Linked DNA regions of Homo sapiens: region 2 is linked to region 1. A link is an interaction called in ENCODE POLR2A ChIA-PET data of the cell type or tissue named here. Cell type or tissue: HepG2. All regions are shown on one strand. Each heading gives the region's core, and the rest is flanking DNA. Links, peaks and the distances in the headings are about the cores only. Region 1 has its middle 64 kb from the start of RREB1. Region 2 overlaps RREB1 (ras responsive element binding protein 1).

Region 1 (5,375 bases), core at 196-5,195:
CTGGAATTTTTTATGGTCATGAAAACAAAATTGAGTGGTACTTGTCAGAAACACAAATGGTGTTCATAGTGACACAGAAGGTTTTATTACTAAGTATATTTTTACTCTGAATATCTCTACTTGCCCTGTATAATTTTCCCTTCAGCAGGGTATCTTTTTTTTTTTTTTTTTTTTTTTAAGGGTCTTTAGTCTTGGATTATTACAGCAAGCAAACAAGCAGATGGCATCATTGCTGAGCAGGGTTCCAGTGCGAAGGATGATACACTGAGCTCCCAAATCATAATTGAAGGTGGGATTAGTTGGAAGAATCTTGTTTATTAACAAAATCCTCTTCATTTATTTTATTCCCCAATAATAATTTGCCACTTACTAAGCCCTTATTCTGCACCTGGCATTTTATGCTAATCTTCACAACAACCCTAAGAGGCAAAGCTTCTTCTTCCATATTTTACAGATGAGGAATCTACGCTTAACAAGGCTAAGTAATTTAAGGTCATGCAGCCAGTGAGTGACAGAATTAGAATTAGAACCCAAGTCTGTGACTCCAAAGCCCTAACTAGCACAGATGGGGCTTCCTCACCAACTCTTAGATGTCATGCTTTGAACCCCTGGTTATCTTTGCAAAGGCAAGAATTGCTGTAAACTGAGCCCAAATAAGGACAGCTGTCTCCTTAGCATCATTAGTCACTTCTTCCTTCATCACTTCCCAGTGGATAGGAGGTTAGTAAGTGGCTTAACCGCTACCGAGATCATCCGCACACTCCATGCACAGATGGCACAGGGCTAGATGTGACTTAACCTAATTATTCTGCCCTTTCTGGCTCTTACTTCTAGAAATAGTCATCAAAAAAAGGGAGACTTTGAAAGACTTATTTAGGTCTCTCTACCTGAAAGAAGAGAAAATTATTTTGGAGGCAAATGAATTTCTAACTTTCCTGAAAGAAAGGGAGATTTTTTTTTTTTTTATGACTTGTCTGAGGAGAAGTCAATGAAGAGGCTGTTGCACACAATAGCTATTGAGTCACAAATAACACATGCACCCTGGAAGATTCCACTATTTGGCACGTATGGTGGCTAAAAAAGTGGAGAATCTTCTTGGTTTCTCTTCCCACCCAGCCTTTCTTAGGTACTTTGACGAGAAGGCACCTCTCACTTTCTATGAGCTTTGTAGGACCCTGAGCCATATTACCATCAGCTAAAGTCTTTATTTATTTTTAATTCTTGAGACAGAGTCTCGCTCTGTCACCCAGGTTGGAGTGCAGTAGCACAGTCTCGGCTCACTGCAACCTCTGCCTCCCGGTACAAGTGATTCTCTGGACTCAGCCTCCCGAGTAGCTGGGATTACAGGTGCCTGCCACCATGCCTGGCTAATTTTTGTATTTTTAGTAGAGACGGGGTTTCACCATGTTGGCCAGGGTGATCTCGAACTCCTGAGCTCAGGTGATCTGCCCACCTCGGCCTCCCAAAGTGCTGGGATTACAGGCATGAGCCACTGCGCCCGGCCAATAATGAAGTCTTTAACTGGCCATTTTCCTCAGTGTATTTTTTCCTCATCATGTCCACTTCAAGATGGATGAAGAAGCAGCCTCTCTAACCACCCCAACTTTAAATCCAGTAGGATTGTCTGCCAGAAATAAACCCCTCTCTTCAGGAAGACAAAGGCCAGGTGTTTCAGGCTGACAGCTTCTGAGATCTCCCCTACACTACATAAATCGTCACCACTCGCTGGGTAGACAAATAAGAGGAAGCCACTTAAAAAGTTTATCAAAAAGTAGAAAAAGTTATTCAAAAAGTAGAGATGGGGTCTTGTTATGTTGCCCAGGCTGGTCTTGAACTCCTGGCCTCAAGTGATCCTCCTGCTTTGGCCTCCCAAAGTGCTGGGATTACAGGTGTGAGCCACCGTGCCTGCCTGGAAGCCACTTATATTTGAGAGTTGGGAGGAAGGGACGGCTTTCTGGACCCAAGGAAACAGCAAGGCAGCAGGGCAGGGAGCAGGTGCTACTGGCAGGTGGCCGGCACTGCTGCTGGCCTGGAGGGTGAGGGACAGCAGGAAGACGGCAGACTAAGAGGCTGCACGCTTTGTGGAAATAGCTGAAAATAGAACGTGAGGTTAGGCCCTGAGAATTCGACTCCTGCTAATGGCAAAGAGAGAAGCCGAGGTCTTCCGTACGTAAGACCAAGGCAACAAATAGGGCCATTGCACACCCTGGGTCTGGCCTGCCTGCCTAGGATGCCAGCTCTCAGCCCTCACTCGTGGAAAGAGCTCAACTTTTAATTTTTTTATTTTATTAGTATTATTATTTTGAAACGGAGTCTCACTCTGTTGCCAGGCTGGAGTGCGGTGGCGGGATCTCGTTGCAACCTCTGCCTCCCGGGTTCAAGCGATTCTCCTGCCTCAGCCTCCAGAGTAGCTGGGACTACAGGCGCCTGCCACCACGCCCAGTTAATTTTTATATTTTTAGTAGAGACAGGGTTTGGCCATGTTGGCCAGGCTCGTCTCGAACTCCTGACCTCAGGAGATCCACCCGCCTCAGCCTCCCAAAGTGCTGGGATTACAGCATGGTGAGCCACTGTGCCCGGCAACTTTTTAATAATTTGTCTTCTTGCTGAATAACAAAGCTATCTAAGTAAAAAGATGTGTGTGTGTCTCTGTGTGTGTGTGTGTGTGTTTCACCTACTTGGTTGATTGGGGTCACAGTTGCAGTTTACACTGAGCCTCTAAATTTTATTTGGAAGACAAAGCAATATTTCTTTTGCTTCTTTTTTCTTTTTCTTTCTCTGTCCTGCTTTTAGGCAAGAAAGCAATATTTCATATCACAAGTTCAGCTGCTGCTGCTGACAGACAGTTTGCTCTGACTGTTCTTCACCAGACGAGGCAGGTTAAACTCTTGTCAGCCATATGTTGATTTGTTAACACTACCCATGTCCCAGGTAGCAGGCTCAGATGGGTCTCAAAATAGACCAGGCACACATGGCTGATAAGATCCCAGTGGGCAGAAGATAATGTTACACCATCTATGACATAACCTCTAGAATAATCACTGCTGCCCTTTGCTCCAGAGTCCAGCTCCAGTGCATGCAAACGTGGAAAGTCCTCAAACAGTGGGGGGTTTAGTGTGTGTGTGCTTTCCTTGAAATTGGTTAAACTTCCACTCAGCTTTGGAAGCTTCTAATAAGCGGTTCACAGCCTTTTCTTCTCTTTCTTCTCCTTTTTTGCTTCAGTGGGATGGATGGCCAAACAAACTTTCTGGTGGCTGTTAAGAAGAACAAAATTCTTTGCAGAAGCACGTGCCAGTGTTTTACAATGCACAGCACACATCGAGGCCTGCGGCACACACTGGAACACAATCGGATTCTGGAGCTCTAGGGACAAAGAGCACTGCTAATTTGTGCAGCCGCTGCCTTAGAATGGTGAGCAGGGAGGACACTCTAAGGAGAGGGAGTCAGGGCATCAGCGCAAATTGGTTTTCCAGGCGAAGGAAGGGGAAAGCCTCATCTTGGAAGAAATTTCAGTTTCTGTGGACCTGTGGACCTGATGTCGGGTTACCTCGCCCCTCCCCAGCAGGAGCCGAATGCCCGTGCCTTCTCTCCTGGAAAGCTGCCTTTCTAAGCTAGAGAACTGCTGCCACAAACCGATTCTGAGAGGAAGGGAATGTACTCTTCATATTTGTAGAGAAAACCAGGAAGTGAGGAGTCGCAGCCCCGGCTTCCTGGTCGGGCTGCTGACTCACACTGTCATCCTTTAAGCGATTTCCTTCATTTCTTTGCACCTCAGTTTCTCAGTTAAATGAAGGATGAAAATGCAATTCCCCTAGAGACATTGGCAATACCTCATTCATGTTTGCATTTCTTTGCGATAACTGGGATTAGAGATCTGATTACTGCAAAGCAGCATTACATGGAAGATTCCATCTTTATTGTCAACTTGAGGCCTATCTTTGAATGAATATCGTTCAAGGTCTTTTGGTCACCTTTCCCACTATTCATTCCATGCTGCCCCCTCCCCACTCCATCTATTCTTTTCCATGGTGACTTCAAGTGATGTCGTTTGCATGAAGTTTTGTCTCCGAGGAGAGGAGGCTTTAATTTCTCTTGGTTCATTCCAGAACATGGTAGTCCATGGATCACCACAGGCTTGACTGGTTGTGGGAGACAGGATTCAGAGGCCAGGAATGGGATCTCAGTCACAACCTCCATGCTCTTTTAAGGAATTTAGGCTGTCCCTTTGTACTTGATTTTCTTTTTCCTCTTCAAAGTGTCGACCTCTTTGTTTGGCTAGGGTGAATACATCACTTCCTCTTTGGGGTCTGCGTTTTGTCTCCTGCTGGGTTTGAAATGTCATGTAATTTGTTGGGTTTTCACTGGATTATGTTTGGAGTTTGTTTGTCTTTTTTGGTGTTCCCAAATCATCACTGGTCACCAGAACCCTCTCTCTTCTACCTCCTGATTAATGATGAGATAGAAGTGCACGCTCCTCAGCATTTGCCAAGAGAGACACATTCATCTTCAACTGCTCTCTCTGGTCTGTTGCCTATGAAGGGAGTTACCCTGCAAGGGGAAAAACAAAAACAAAAAAAACCCCACAGAGCTGTTATCTTTTCTTCCTGCTGAGCAGTCTGGCTGCTCTGTTGCTTTGCTCACTATCTGGCCAAACTTCATTTGAGAGTGATCTCCATGCTCCTCATCCAGAATATGGTGCAAGCCTCAGGTCCTTCTCTCTTCAGACTCCCCAACCTTTCCTTGGCTCCTCATAGAGGACATTTTCTGCTCCTAGAAGCAACATTTCTCTGCTATAATAAGTACCTTTTGGGGGATACACTTGGAATTTATTATTAACTCATCCCACAGCATTATTGATGTACTGCTACGTACCAGGCACTATACTATACTAGACATCAGGTGTGTGATGAGAATAATGAGGCCAGGTGCGGTGGCTCTCACCTGTAATCTCAGCAATTTGGGAGGCCGAGATGGGAGGACGGCTTGAGGCCAGGAGTTCGAGACCACCTTGGTCAACATAGCAAGACCCTGTCTTTACAAAAAATAAAAAATAAAAAAATCAGCCAGACATGGCAGTGTGTGCCTGTAGTCCCAGTTACTCAGGAGGCTTAGGTGGGAGGATCCCTTGAGCCCAGGAGGTGGAGGCTGCAATGAGCTGAGTTTGCACCACTGCACTCCAGCCTGGGTGACAGAGAGAGACCCTGTCTCTAAAATAAAATAAAATAAAATAGGCTGGGTGTGGTGGCTCACGCTTGTAATCCTAGCACTTTGGGAGGCCGGGGCCAGTGGATCTCGAGGTCAAGAGATTGAGACCATCCTGGCCAACATGGCGAAACCCCGTCTCTACTAAAAATACAAAAATTAGCTGGCGTGGT
Region 2 (5,375 bases), core at 228-5,227, 120 kb before region 1:
GCTCTGCTCTCATCAAGGGAAGAATAGTCCTTTCAAGGCTTCCTCCAAAAGACACTGCTAATTATGGTGATGGCTTTCTCTTACCCTACTAGTCAAGATTCACTTTTAATGGATGAGAGTTTGGAAGATAGATATGCAAGTGTGGTGGTGGGTACCTGTAGTCCCAGCTACTCAGGAAGCTGAGGTGGGAGGATCGCCTGAGCCCAGGGAGGTTGAGGCTACAGTGAGCACTGACCGTGACACTGCACTCTAGCCTAGGCAACAGAGTGAGACCCTCTCTCAAAAAATGAAAAAATAAAAAAATAAAAATAAAATAAAATAAAATAAAGGGGAGCAGTCTACTCAGTTTCCTGCAGCTGGAGTTGTAGGCCCATCCTTGCTGCTTTCAGAGTGTATCCAATCCGTAGGCAGAGAAAAATGGGTATTCTCAGCATGTTGTTAAAATTAGTGGCTTAAAATATTCTATACTGTTTGTATACCCTACACATAGGGTAAGGTTTGGGATCTGTGCGAAAACCTGGGAGATTATGACGATCATCCTCAGACATCTAAGGCTACTAACATTCCAGGTGCCAGAACCACCAAGAGCTGTAAGACAGAGAGCCCTGGCTTCCTATGTCAGAGGAAACACAGAGAGGGAAATTTCAACTCCAGGGAACCTGGAGTATGAGCCAAACACTTCCAGAGCTGCAGTGGCTCACCAGAGGTAAGCACCACTGAGTGCAAGGCGAGGGCAGCACAGCAAAAGCAAACCTGAGCTTGAAGAAGAGATTCGCCTCCCAGCCACACGCAGAAAGCTGTTAACACAGTGTGCAGAAAAAGCAGATGATTTGCTGAGTTTCTCACAATGCTGAATTCATTCTTTTTTTTTTTTAGGGTAAACTGCCATCTTTTAAAATGAGATAAAGACAGTAGATGGTAGAGATCATTTTTTAATGCCCTTACTTAGCAAAATAAAAAAACGGCAACCTTGTGTCTAACTGCAAAAGTTTTGTGTGTCTTGTCCATGAAAACAAAACCCCTGGGAGCTATCAGAGTGCACCAGTGTGTTTTGAGAAAGGAGGGAGAGTGCAGTGGGGGAAATGGCAAAGATGCGGCTGGCAGAATGATGCTGGGCTCAAGGTTCCATCTAAGAGCCATGAACTTTATCCTGTTGCTCTGGAAACCCACTGAAGGGCCCCTCCTCACAATTTTTAAAGCCCACGATGAAATAATCGTATCCACAGCTTAAAAAGCTCTTGGTAGCAGATTTAAAAATGGACAATCAGAGGTATATAACCCAGTTAGGAGGCACTGCCATACTCTTAAGGGACAGGGGCACTACAGCTGGTGGGTGGAAGCAATGCTGTAGAGAAGGAACCAAAAGGAGGCCAGGCAGGCGTCGAGAATGAAGGGCAGGAGTTAGGAAGAGAGCTCCCAGGACAGGAGAGAGTAAAGAGCATGGATGGTTATCAAGTAGGATTTAGAGGAGTTTTGTTTTAAAGCAAACCTACAAATAAATATCTATAACCAAAATGCAGCAGATGGGGAAAAACAGCTGGTTTTGAGAAAGATAGGAAAGGAGGGCATGGGGGATCCCAGGCACAGGAAGATGAAACACAGTGAAACATAACACAAACACAGGCAACCATACTAATATACATGTTAATTGTCAAACTGAACTCTATGAACAGTTGTACCTCTTTCTCTTCTGTGTCAAGTCTAACCATCCTAAGAACATCTGCAGTCTTTAATTTGTTTGCCTCCTGGGGTTTTTAAACCCTAAAGCAGGAATAAAGGTGATCTGGGATGGTTTTACCTGCAGGCTTGGGAGGGGAGTTAGTGGATCTCAAAGTAACTTACTTTGCCTAGTGTTGACTAGAGTTTCAGTTCATAGAGGGAAATAATCCATGAAACCAACAATAGAGGGACGTGTCATAAGCAGGCTGACCTCTCCCAGGTGAGTCATCCCCACCCTGCCCCATCTACCCTAAACCTGCTTGAACCTGGTCCCACCTCAAACATAAAGGTCAATGTGGGCTGGACACTGTGCCTCACACCTGTAATCCCAGCACTTTGCAAGGCCGAGGCGAGAGGATCGGTTTGGCCCTAGAGTTCGAGATCAGCCTGGGCAACATGGCGAAACTCTATCTAGACAAAAAACACAAAAAGTTACCCAGATGTGGGCCGGGTGCAGTGGCTCACGCCTGTAATCCCAGCACTTTGGAAGGCTGAGGCGGGTGGATCACGAGGTCAGGAGATGGAGACCATCCTGGCCAACAAAGTGAAACTCCATCTCTACTAAAATACAAAAATTAGCTGGGCATGGTGGCGCGTGCCTGTAATCCCAGCTACTCAGGAGGCTGAGGCAGGAGAATTGCTTGAACCAGGGAGTCGGAGGTTGCAGTGAGCTGAGATTGCACCACAGTACTTCAGCCTGGTGACAGAATGAGACTCCGTCTCAAAAAGAAAAAAAAAAGAAAAAAAAAAAGTTATCCAGGTGTGGTGTTGTGCGCCTGTAATCCCAGCTACTCAGGAAGCTGAACCGGGAGGATTGTTTGAGCTCAGGAGGTCAAGGCTGCAGTGAGCGGTGATCACACCACTGCATTCCAGCCTGGGTGACAAACTGAGACCCTGTCTCAAAAAAAAGTCAATGTGTGAAAACATGGGAAAATGTTTATAAAGTTAGGTCAAGTTTAAAAAGCTAGCTGGCACATTTAAGATTCTATGCTATACTTATGGATAAAGTCTAGAAAAGGCAATCTGAAACAACGTATGTATCATGAGAATACAGTGCTTTTTTAAGTATAATTTGATGTCACTATTTTTTTTTAAAAAAACTTAACATAATTTTTGAAAATATACCAGAAAGACCCAACTATTCGTGACGCCAGGAGTTTGAGACCAGCTTGGGCAATATAGCAAGACCCCTGTGTCTAAAAATTTTTTTTAATTTGCTGGGCTTGGTAGTGAGCTATAATTGTACCACTGAACTCAAGTAGCCTGGGTGGCAGAGGGAAAACCTGTCTCATTTAAAAAAAAAAAATGCAAAAAAGAAAGTGATCAAATTTCAGTCCTTAATTGCACCCTGCCCTCCCTCCCCCAATTTATGTATCTTTAGTCTGTAGCTCAGTGCCTGGCACACAGTAGGCATTGTTTCTCTCAATCTATAACAGGTACTGCAAGCCAACTATGGGCCAGCTGAGCTGAACAGATGACATGCTTAGGTTGATAAGCCTTGTTCTGTAGACAAGTGCAAGAGTCATACCCTTGAAACCACATGTAAAATGCAGACAGTATTCAGCTTTAGGAAAATAGTCCATAAATTTGATCAGCCTTTCAAAAGAATCTATGATTTCCAGGAAAGGACAGAACTACGGCAGTGGTCTGACCCTCAGCAGATTTAATCCTACTTTTGGAGAGTTAAGGAGACTGGCAGGCTTTTTCCTTACTTACTACTGCCATCAGTTTCAGGCAGGCCACCAACAATAAGTAAAAACACTGGCAACACCAAATCCTCTAACCTTCCCTTTTCTTGTAAAGATGAGATGAGATAAACCATCTCATCAGCGTTTTGATATTTCACTCAAAACATTATTGACACAAGGCAATAACCCAGTGAACATTCGTTAAATCAATTCCTAAAGCAATCCGCCCAGTGCCTGTAATAAACAGTTATAATTTTAAAACAGAACTCATCCTCTGGAAAGGAACGAGAGGGGAGACATCCTTGTGAGCCCCATCTATGCGGCTGTCCCGTTATTCCAGGAATGATGTTGGGATTCGAGTTAGTTTCTGAATGATGACTATCAGGTTAAAACTTTCTCAGTGTGACTGTGAACACATCTAGGCCATCAAAGATGCTGGGGAGGTTTTCTGTAAAGAAGTCCTCCTGTGGGTGTAAACATGGCCCACAACCTATCAATTCCTAGGAACCTCAAAGGGGTCACAGAATAGAGGGTGGTCTTACGGAGAATGTTTGTTTTGCAATAAGTAAGAGGTACAGGGGCCTTAGTGATCCTTTTAAATTTAAGTCAACAATCATTAAATCTGAGTCCCCCTATGCACTGAACATTTCTGCTTACTTAAATTGCAGTGCATAAATCGGCTATAAAAGGAGGGATTATATCAACTATAAAATTCAAAAGTCACAACCAGGGGAGTGGGAAAAGTGACTGTGATTTAAAGGTGTTTGGAGGGTAGGGGTGAGCTGGCTCAGTCCTTCTTTTATCCTGTGTCCTTTGAAGATGAAAACTAATCAGTTTTTTCCTGGCCTTTAAGCTATCAAGGTTTAAAAAAAAAAGAGTCTGAAAAAAATAAACAAATGGGACCCACAATCTACCTTCAAATGATTTGGGGGTGAAATACTCTACTTTAGGCCCTCAAATATTTCTTGATGATAAAAATGTATGTCAGCTACTTCAATTAGTAACTCCTGATCCACTACTAGGTTGGGGTGGGGAACTCCATAAGCTTACCACTTGGTAAGAGGTAAAAGAAAGCTTGGGAAGGTAAGAGAATTAAGTGCTGTCTATACAATTCTAATTTTAGGTCTAGAAAAAGCAGAGATTAGTGGACTGGGGTAGTGTAAGAGGAAGGGTATGGAGGTGGAGGCTGGAGGGAGCTGATACCCAGGAAGTACCACAAGAAGCCCAGGAGCCAGGTCCTGCTGAAGGGCAGGGGCCTCATTACAGAGGGTGTGTGTGGAGTGGGCAAATTACAGGAGGTGGGAGAGTTGGGGTTGGGTCTGGGGCAGTAGGGGGTGTAGGCTGAGAAAAGTGATGTAAGAGTTTTAAGAAAACCTGTTTGAACATGGTATGGGATTGCAGGGGAGGGAGACCTGCCTACAAACGGGAACAAAGGGAATAGGGAGGGAAAGTTAAACCTGAACAACTTTCAAAGGGGAGGCAGGTGGGGTAGACAATGGAAAGGGCAGAAAGGAAGAGAGTCGCTCTGGCCACAGGCAAGTGTCCTGGGGCACTAAATGGTGCTTGGGAAGAAGTTTTAGATTGTTAGGGGGGTTAGGCTACATTCTTTTGCAGAGATTCTTGAATGTGAAGAAATGGAAAGGGATCCAGAAGGTCTTGGTCCTGTGGGATTCATACCCTGAAGAATGCACGTGGGATGAATCCCTCCACAGAGAAGTCAGGCATGAGCCGGCTGATGATATTCAGGGCTAAGCAGGGTCACTGATGAGAACATGAAAACACCCCTGGTAGGGCACAGGCACAGCAACAGGGGCTGGCAAGGATGAGGTCCCCAGGAGGCAGGAATCCAGACAAATGTGAAGGCATTAGCAGCGAGTGGTAGAGCCCTCTTCTGGAGTCAGGAGGGATGAAAGAGCAAAGAGGAACAGTGGAGAGGGAGCACAAGAGAACTCGTAAGTTGGATTTTTT

Evidence for each region. ChIA-PET counts read pairs that join two places held together with the same protein. Peaks named below come from ENCODE experiments on the same cell type or tissue, not always from the same donor. Only the 100,000 strongest peaks of a DNase experiment are listed, where the experiment ranks them.
Region 2: POLR2A ChIA-PET joins it to region 1 with 7 read pairs; 5 of 35 experiments call an interaction of 5 or more read pairs at or near these places.

What each region holds. Positions count from the first base shown.
Region 1 is chr6:7,040,822-7,046,196 of GRCh38, reverse strand. No RefSeq gene overlaps it. Among named protein-coding and RNA genes, the nearest start is that of RREB1, 64 kb to the left of the region's middle. RefSeq lists an enhancer at 2,843-3,731. In HepG2, for the core only: no CTCF peak of the experiment used is centred there; DNase peaks (open chromatin) are centred at 3,036 and 3,666; H3K4me3 peaks cover 814 bases.
Region 2 is chr6:7,157,773-7,163,147 of GRCh38, reverse strand. All of the region lies in intron 1 of RREB1 (ras responsive element binding protein 1), which reads right to left. Among named protein-coding and RNA genes, the nearest start is that of RREB1, 52 kb to the right of the region's middle. RefSeq lists enhancers at 1,778-2,072, 1,691-2,652. In HepG2, for the core only: no CTCF peak of the experiment used is centred there; DNase peaks (open chromatin) are centred at 1,967, 2,527 and 3,220; H3K4me3 peaks cover 494 bases.